2 separate regions of the Homo sapiens genome follow, and region 1 is linked to region 2. A link is an interaction called in ENCODE POLR2A ChIA-PET data of the cell type or tissue named here. Cell type or tissue: OCI-LY7. All regions are shown on one strand. Each heading gives the region's core, and the rest is flanking DNA. Links, peaks and the distances in the headings are about the cores only.

Region 1 (4,412 bases), core at 279-4,278, 280 kb after region 2:
CTGTGAGTGCTTAAAACTTCTGACAATCTAAGAGTGTGACTTTTGATTTGTAGAATAGTGTCAAGTATCATGGGCATTATTGGTGGGGATTTGCATTATGATTTTCCAGAAAAAAAATGGTTCTTGTTTCTATGACTGTATTCCCAGAATACCCAATTACTTCAGCTCAACAAGAAATACCAAACTCTTCTTTCGATCTTAGTGACTCAATCATTAAAACTGCATGACAGAAATTTTCTTATAATATGCAATAGGGAATTAATATTCCTCAGAATCAAAATATTGCTTGTCTTTTCTTTAGGGTTTTATTTTTCTTTTCAAAAAAAGCATTAAAAACAGGTATTTTTCCCAAGCAATTATGTTATTAAAATTCAAAGCTAATTTAATTTGATTACTATTCTTAAGGAAAAGAAACTTTAAAAAATTATTAAAGCTTTGTCAATGTTTTTGATTTTCACAGAAATTTAAATATTCACAGTCTACAGAAAATTCTCCCCAGTCGGCCTTGCGGCACTGTCCCTCACCTTGAGGGCATGTTTGGCTTTAGTCTGCATGATCATTTGCTAAACACATTGTGGTGATCTGTCTACCTTGGTTGACAGCCTTGAGTCCTGTCTAAGGCTAGGCTGCATTCCTCCAGGAGTTTCAGAAATAAATCACTGACACTTCTACTGCCTATAAAACCTAGGAAATCAATATGCTTCTCTCTATATGTGGGCTTCCAGGAAGATTTCTTATAAAAATTATCAAATAAGTACTGCTTGATAACTGAACTAGATCTAATATCAAGCCTGTAAAGCTGCCATTCTGGAACATACTGTAAAGTAAATGCTAATGTAAATTTAATCTGTACATTTAAAAAACACCATATGGTCTTCATAGAAATTCCCTTTTAGTAAGGCCTCTATGCCCTAAAAAGTATATAACCTTCTAACTTTTGTATCATAAGTTTTCAGACACTTATTCTGTATATGTGTAAGATTTCTCTTCAAAAATTTTAGCAACTGTTTGTGTATTTGTTTATTTGCTTATATTTTGTCTTTATTTCATCTTTATTATATGGTTCTGAAATAATCTGTTTTGTGATTCCTTAATCTTCAATAAAAATATAAATTTCAGAAATTTATATATTTGTATATATCTATAGTTTGAAAATTTACGAGTATAAATTTTATTTATAAAACTATGTTAATTTTTCAAGTGAATTTTTTCTAGTTTACGTTTATCAATTTATGAATTTTCTGAAGATGGGACCATTTAACCATTCTTTTAATAGCGATTACACTTGATTACATTTTTTTCTGGCTTATTAATTTGTGTTTTGTATCTATTTTTAAAAATTTGAGCTGAAAACTAATGAATTTTAAAACTTGTGAAATGCAGCTATGCTTAAAAGAAAACATAAATTTAAGCTTGTGTATTAGAAGAAAGTACATGCTGAAAATACAGAAATTATCTAACTCTAAGAAAGAAACTAAATAAAAATGTGAAATAAAAAATTAAAGAAATAGATAACAACTAATGATATTGAAAAATATACAAACAATGGACAAGATCAATTAAACAGTTGATTCTTTAAAATTACTAACAAAACTGATGAGGAAAATAAAACTACTAAAAAGATTAAAAGTATCAAGAACTTTAAAAGGTGTAATTGCTGTTTATAGTCTGTATTACTATAAAAATTTTAAAAAGGTATAAATTTATGCCATAACTATAAAAATATATCATGTAAATATTTCTAGAAAAAAATGCATTTTACTGAAACTAACTCAAGAAGATTTGAAATCTCATATTATTATAACTATTAAAAAGTGTAGTGCATAATATCAAACCTTCTCACAAAGGAACTATTGAATCAGGTGGCATTACTAGTGAATAAATAATGTTAATCCTACAAATACTACTACAGAAAATAAAGCTTTGACAAGACCAGCATAAACTTGTTATCTAAACACAATTCAATTTATACAAGTGTAAATACTCCTAAAGTTACATTGTAGATTCAATGTAATCATAATGATTCAAAGTTTTTTGCGTTTTTATGTGCAACTTGACAAATGATTTTAAATTTATATGAAATTTCAAAGGCCAAGAGTAGAGATTTTTAAAATATGAGAATAATGAGGGAAATGTGCTTTACTGACAAATTGAATTTAAATAAAGTAGGTGAACAATAAAAGCAAACAAGACTGCAGAATATTGACTTATCCTTTCTCATAGAAGAATAGAGAAAATATTTTTCACACTCTGAATGATAATTTTACAAATCAAGTCATTCTTGTCATACTCAATTAATCAGAATCGAAAGTCAGTTGGGGCATATAGCACTGCTCCAAGAACTGAATTCTCTGCCAGCTGCAGAAACAGTCTGCTGCAACCTTAAGACCAGTTTTACCTAGTAGCGGGTTAAACCACCTGCCATGACTCTAAAATTAGTATCACCTATCACCGTCACTCACCAATCAGAGTTTACTGACTCCAAAAAGATTCGTTAGTGCCCATGAGCTTTCTTTCAAAACCATATGCAATATTTATCTTCCTAATAAAACCCTAACTTTTTCTTTGCTCTTCAGACATATCAAAGACCACCAGATCTACGTGTATGCTCTGAATTGCAATTTTTGCTTCTCCAAATAAAATGTTAAATTTAGACATTAATCCCTACAATGTATGTTGAGTTTGACAATACTATTTCTACATACTTAAATTTATTTATTTCAATTTTTTTACAAGAACACCAAACATCCTTTATTAGCACAAAAAAGTAGCTGTAACAAGGCACATCAAGCAGAAACATGCATTACTAGTCAAAGGGTTAGTGGTGTATTCAAATACAGCTATGCTTTTTTTTTGTAGCCTTGGCAATAGCCATAGGGATGTAAAAACACATTTTGTAGCAGCTAGTGTAGAAACCATGGAGCACTCACCAGTAGTACAGAGCACAGTCACAAAAAGACATAAGAATGGATTTGGCTATTTTACTGCCAAATATCTAGAACTGTACATTCAGTTCTCTTACTTAGAAGTGAACACTAGAACTTGAAATAACTTCAAGAACAGCTCACTCCAGTAATGATACATATTATTCTAAATGATAAAAAGGAGCTAAGCAATTTATGGATATAATGTTTATGCAGTACCTTTTAAATCTAAATTTTAGATTTCAGATTTCCCACTAAGAATTAACTGCACTGAGATTCTAAAAATTATACTTAATTCAGCTATGAGAGTTTACAACAAAGAGATAAGTACTGCTATCCAAATTATTAATTATAGTTTAACAATAATCTCAACATCACCAACCACTGAAGTTCTTATTTTCTGACTTGATCGGAAATCTTCTAGTTTCATTTTCTTCATGGTTCACAAACTAATTATGGGCATAGGAAAATATCCAGTTTTTATGAAACAACAATTAGACTGCATGTCAACTTAAAAAAAAAAATGACATGGAAGAATACATTGTAGCAGCTATTCCAAATACTTGTTTTAAATCAAAGCACTCGTTAAAAAATCGGTACTTAGGGCCTTTAAATAAAATTCTACTACTAACATTGTAAGCCTGAAATTTTAAGACTGACTATTCAGAAAAGCTGGTTTATTTACCAGTACCTTTTGCAGAGGAGAAAAGCAGTGTAACTATAAACTACTTCAACACTTAATTGAACAGCACTATGCCCTTGTGGCCAGAAACTTCCTTTTTTTTTTTTCTTAAAAGGAAGGCAGTCTTTTATTTTTTTGGACTCCCAAAGCTTGAATTATAGCAACTACAAACATCACTACTTCTGGAAGATTATAGAAAAACTCTCAGACAAAATAATTTCAAACAGTCACAATGCTGAAATACTCATCCAATATTAAGCATTTGTCCTTCAGAAAGTAATAGAATTCTTCATAACAAATGCCCCAGCGTTACCTCACTGAATTACTACAGCCATTAAAAACTGTTAGCTAAATCACCAAAATGTTTTTGCAGTCTTACTGAATACCTGTAGTTCTATCCTGTTGTTTCAATAGGCACCACGTTTATCTGAATAAGTAACAGCAGATCTGAATAAGTAACAGCATCTGACAGATACAAACACTAAGTTTACATACTGTATGAAAAAACCCACCACTGATGTGTGTGTTGCTATAGGTGTGCTATCTCATCCACATGAAAGCAGACCTAGTTAATACCCTCTGAGGACAGGAGAGTTTATGTTGGCTTGACTGGTCCTCATTTTAACTTCTGAATCCTAACTTTTTGTTTATAATGATACTTTTAAAAATTCCTGTAACATTGACGGTAAAGGGATCCAATCAATCCATCGTATATAGTGCACCTGCAGATTACCACATGGCAGATATATCGCAGGCTAAAAGGAGAAGTCCCATCTAGAGATATAGCAAGCAACAGTCCAAAAAAC
Region 2 (4,412 bases), core at 207-4,206:
AACTTATTCTTGATTTCTAATGTTATTCTTTGTTTTCTTCCATTTCATTTCTAAATTAAATAAAATATTTTCTCACTTATTCCTATTTTTTGTTCATATTTGTTTTTTGTTTGTTTTTAAGTTTCTGGTACATGGTGAGTTTTAATATCTTCAAATGCTCATTGAATATATGTAATTCTGTTTGATTAGTAGACCTACCATTTATATTCTTTATGACTGTTACTCCAAGGGATACTTTTCCTCATTTGTTTTATATGAACATTTGTTACCTGATCTTCTGCAATACAGTTTTCTATGAGCTTTTTTTTAATTCATTTTATGATATTGAGGAGTTTTTCATGATTTGTAATTTGCTAACCTACTTTTCTGATAATTTATTAACATCCAGTCACTTTAGAATAGTTGTTTGGTTTGGTGATAGGAGATGAGTTGTTGATTGCTCATCCTCTGATTTTGTGGTTCTGTTTTGCCTTCCATCACACCAAATGTTTTCTTTTGTCTTCTTGAATCTTCACCATTTATTTGCCAGATGGTGATTCTTCCTTCTCTTTCCCTCTTTTTCTCATCCAGAAGCTATGTATTCAGAAGACTATTTTTTGTTTGTTTGTTTGTTTTTGGTTTGTTTGTTGTTTTACAGAGAAAGTAGTACTCTGTCGCCCAGGCTGGAGTGCAGTGGCACAATCTTGGCTAACTGCAACCTCCACCTCCCAGGTTCAAGTGATTCTCCTGCCTCAGTAGAGGTGGGTTTTCACCACGTTGGCCAGGCTAGTCATGAACTCCTAACCTCAAGTGATCTTCTTGCCTTGGCCTCCCAATGTCGGAAGACTATTTATTTAAAATCATGCTTATTCTTCAAATTAGGCTTGGCATACTTTGTTCCTTTAAATCAAGTAAGTAGAAGTTCAAGAGATCTATTGTACAACATGGTGGCTCATAACAATATATTGTATTTTTGCAAAATGCTAAGAAAATAGATTTTAAGTGTTCTTGCCACAAAAAAGTGATAACAATGTAAGTTGATGCATATGCTGATTAGTTTGATTTCACCACTTTTTAATGTATATATATTTTTAAAAATCATGTAGTACTTAGTAAATATATACAATTTTATCTATCAAATAAAAAATAAAATAAAATATTGTCTAAAAAGAAAGAAAAGTCACTAATTAAAAGAGACAGATTTTGTTGGGGAAAAAAAGTCAGGTAAGTAGAGTTTGACCCTTTGATTCAAGAACCTAGCCTTTTTTATGACAATTATCTCTTATACCCTACAGCCTACTTTTATATGGCTTCTGTATTTTGGTAATAAATATTCCTTCTGTATTCGTCCTAGACAATATATATTGCTTTTCAATATTTGTGTTGAATAGATTAAATAATCAAATTGTCAAATACCTTACAGAGCAAATCAAAGCTGTCATTTTACAATGTTTCTAAATCTTTCTAAATGTTTTTCCATTAAAAAAATTTGTATAATTTAGGAAAAGGAAAAGGAAAAGAAAAGAGGCTGCAGACCAAAATGGTAGCGTAGCTTTTGCCTAGAAGTGAAGTAAATTTGTCAGTAGAAATAATTTTTTAGAGTTAGGAATAAAATTGGGAATCTAGGAAGATCTAAAGATAACAATTAGTGTTTATATTATGCAAGTTTTCATTTATATTAATATATTCATTATATTTCATTTATATTATGCAAGTTTTCATTTATATCATCATTTATATTTCATTTATATTAAACAATTAGTGTTTATATTATGCAAATTTTCATTATACATATTAAGTTTTCATTTATATTATATTACATTAAACACTGAGTTAGCTATTTTACTTCATGCAAGTCAAAATGTAGATTTTCAAAGTGCTGGTTTTGTTTCTTACAAAAAATTAGATGTCTAATTAATAATAGACTATGTTCCTGATAAAAGCAGATACTAAATATGACTATCCCTAGATAAGTACATAGAGATGCACAGATAGGAAGCACCACAAGATTCTTTCATTGTTAGCATTTCAGAACAAGAAAACTAATGTACAACAAATTAAAGAAAGATGGTTCTAAATCCAGTTAGTTGACACAGAGAAGGTTGTATTTTGTCAAGTGAAATACTTTTCCTGTATATTTAGAGAAATAGATTAAAGGAAATAAAGAGCACCTGCTATGTTTTGTCTTGCTTTTCTTTCCTTTAGTTTTCTCAGAGTGTAAGAATGTTTTTAAAAGAGGCATCTGAATAATTGGTGTTAGGATCTGCTACTAGTGGATGACCCACCCAGGTTGTGGGTGCTAAAAAGAAAGACTTTTAAAAAATATAAATAAAGAACGAAGGCACAGGTCACTCCATTAACATCATTATGTACTGTAGCTGCCAGCTGCTCTGGTTAAAACTAAGACACTTTATTCCTTAAATGCATCATCCTATTTTATTAGGCAACATGGTGAGTTCTTAGAGAGACAGTATCTGCCCCCTGAGTGACTTACTCAGTGGATCTACAGAAGAATTATGAGTGAGGACAAAGATACTCACATTTTAACTTTTAAGAATTATTGATTACTTTTTTGAATGATTAATAACTTTGTTTTTTTCTCTTTTTTTTTCACCAAATGCTTGCTTCTCCCACAAAACTCAGTAGAAAGAACCTAGTAGTGGTATGTGAAGGTCCTTAGTTTGTGTGGGTGGGTTTAGAATTTTAGAGTCATAAACCAATCTGATTTTCAGATTTTAAATGACAATAAGCACAAAAGAAAATAAAGAATTTTAAACAGAATTAATTCAAATGAGAGACTCATAGGATCTATACTTCAAACAGATGTTGGTAATACAGACAAAAATTAACTACAATTAGCTAAGATACATAATAGAACCAATAAATCAACTAGTTCAAAGAAAATGCAATGCAAGGCAGAGCAAAGCATAAAACTTCCCTTTGCAAGCGCTATGATTAATGTGGTTTGTGCACATGGAGTTAATTGTTTGGTATTATTAAAGGCAAACCTCGTGAATGAAGGGTTAAAATTTTAAATTATAATGAAGGAAGAATTAATTGATAATTGCTCAACTTTCTCCCGTTTTATAAAGTGAACTTTTCTTTTTCTATTTTTTACCATCTGTCTGTCTTTCTTACAAACTATAATGTGAAGTGCTGATTGAATCTTGCCATTCAGATAGAATTCTTTTTCTGTTTTGTTCTTCAAAAATGGCTAGTTTTATGCTTTTAAGTTAGAAATAAAATTACTTTCTTACCTGGAAATCCTAGTTCACCATTCAAAGAGAAAATAAGGAGAACAACTGATGACGAAAACTAGATATTTAAAATGTATATAAATGCAAATTAAAACAGAGATATACAGACAGAGCTTCAAGCTGATTTTCATTAAAACTTTTAGGGACATCTCACCTTTCAGTCCTCATCATCACCTAAAACTTGCCCCATGCCACAAACATTTAGCAATACAAATATCAGAAAAATTTTTAACTAAGAATGTAAAAGCATTAACCCTGAAATGAAATGCCATTAAATACTTCTTTATTCTGTAGCCTTACTTGGGACTAATAATACCTGTCCTATGTCCCATAGAATAGTTGTGAGTACTGTATAAAATATTGTATATAAAAAATGCTTTGAAACTATAGTGCACTATGTTACTACAAATTGTCATTTTTATTTTTATTTTCTAAGGTTTTTTGTAATCTTTTATATGGTGAAACCATGGATGCTATTAATCAAAAGAGAAGGCAGGGAAGGAAAGACTCTGCATAAAATCTTTCAGAAATAACAAAGGCTCTTCGTAGTCCCTCCCATAGATTCAGTAAAGCCTAATTCTTTTAAATGTCATTCATGTCCACACATACCCACTGCCCCTGCCCCTGAATACAGGTCATCAGTAAAGTGATAGTTATGCCACTTTTGAGCTCTCTAGGTCTTTAATAGATTTTCAGATCATATTTTAAAATTTGAGATCAGAGGAAGGCCATCGTAGTTTCAATTCACTCCACAGTCACAAGAATGTACTTGAAATGTCTCATCGAGTGTAATGATTGTTGTGACAGCAGTGACTAAAACAAAAGGTACTTTTTTAGTACTTATGTCCTTTCCAACTCAGTGAAGGACAGCTAATCTCTACAAATTGAAACTTTTTGGCACCTTTAAAAGGGAGGCCCTAAATATTTGCCAAATGATATTATCAAAGTAATAAGCACTTTTTAAAGTATTACCAGGTGTAAATATTGACTGTAAGCTATAAATTTTTGGCTTTTGTCAAAGCAAATTTACTCAATATTTCTATTTTGTTTTTAAAGACACCTTTCTGCCTCTCCTCCCATTACTCTTTGTATATATGAGATTAGGTTTTTCTAAGGTCAATTTGGGCCTGTCTCATTCCTCTGTTATTACAGTGTAAGTTCGTATTAGTCATCCCT

What was found. Peaks named below come from ENCODE experiments on the same cell type or tissue, not always from the same donor. Only the 100,000 strongest peaks of a DNase experiment are listed, where the experiment ranks them.
Region 1: POLR2A ChIA-PET joins it to region 2 with 5 read pairs; 2 of 35 experiments call an interaction of 5 or more read pairs at or near these places.

The regions. Positions count from the first base shown.
Region 1 is chr7:86,212,557-86,216,968 of GRCh38, forward strand. It overlaps the pseudogene SOCS5P1. Among named protein-coding and RNA genes, the nearest start is that of GRM3, 430 kb to the right of the region's middle. In OCI-LY7, for the core only: a CTCF peak has its summit at 3,665; a DNase peak (open chromatin) is centred at 2,395; H3K4me3 peaks cover 775 bases.
Region 2 is chr7:85,936,928-85,941,339 of GRCh38, forward strand. No RefSeq gene overlaps it. Among named protein-coding and RNA genes, the nearest start is that of LINC00972, 520 kb to the left of the region's middle. In OCI-LY7, for the core only: no CTCF peak of the experiment used is centred there; no DNase peak of the experiment used is centred there.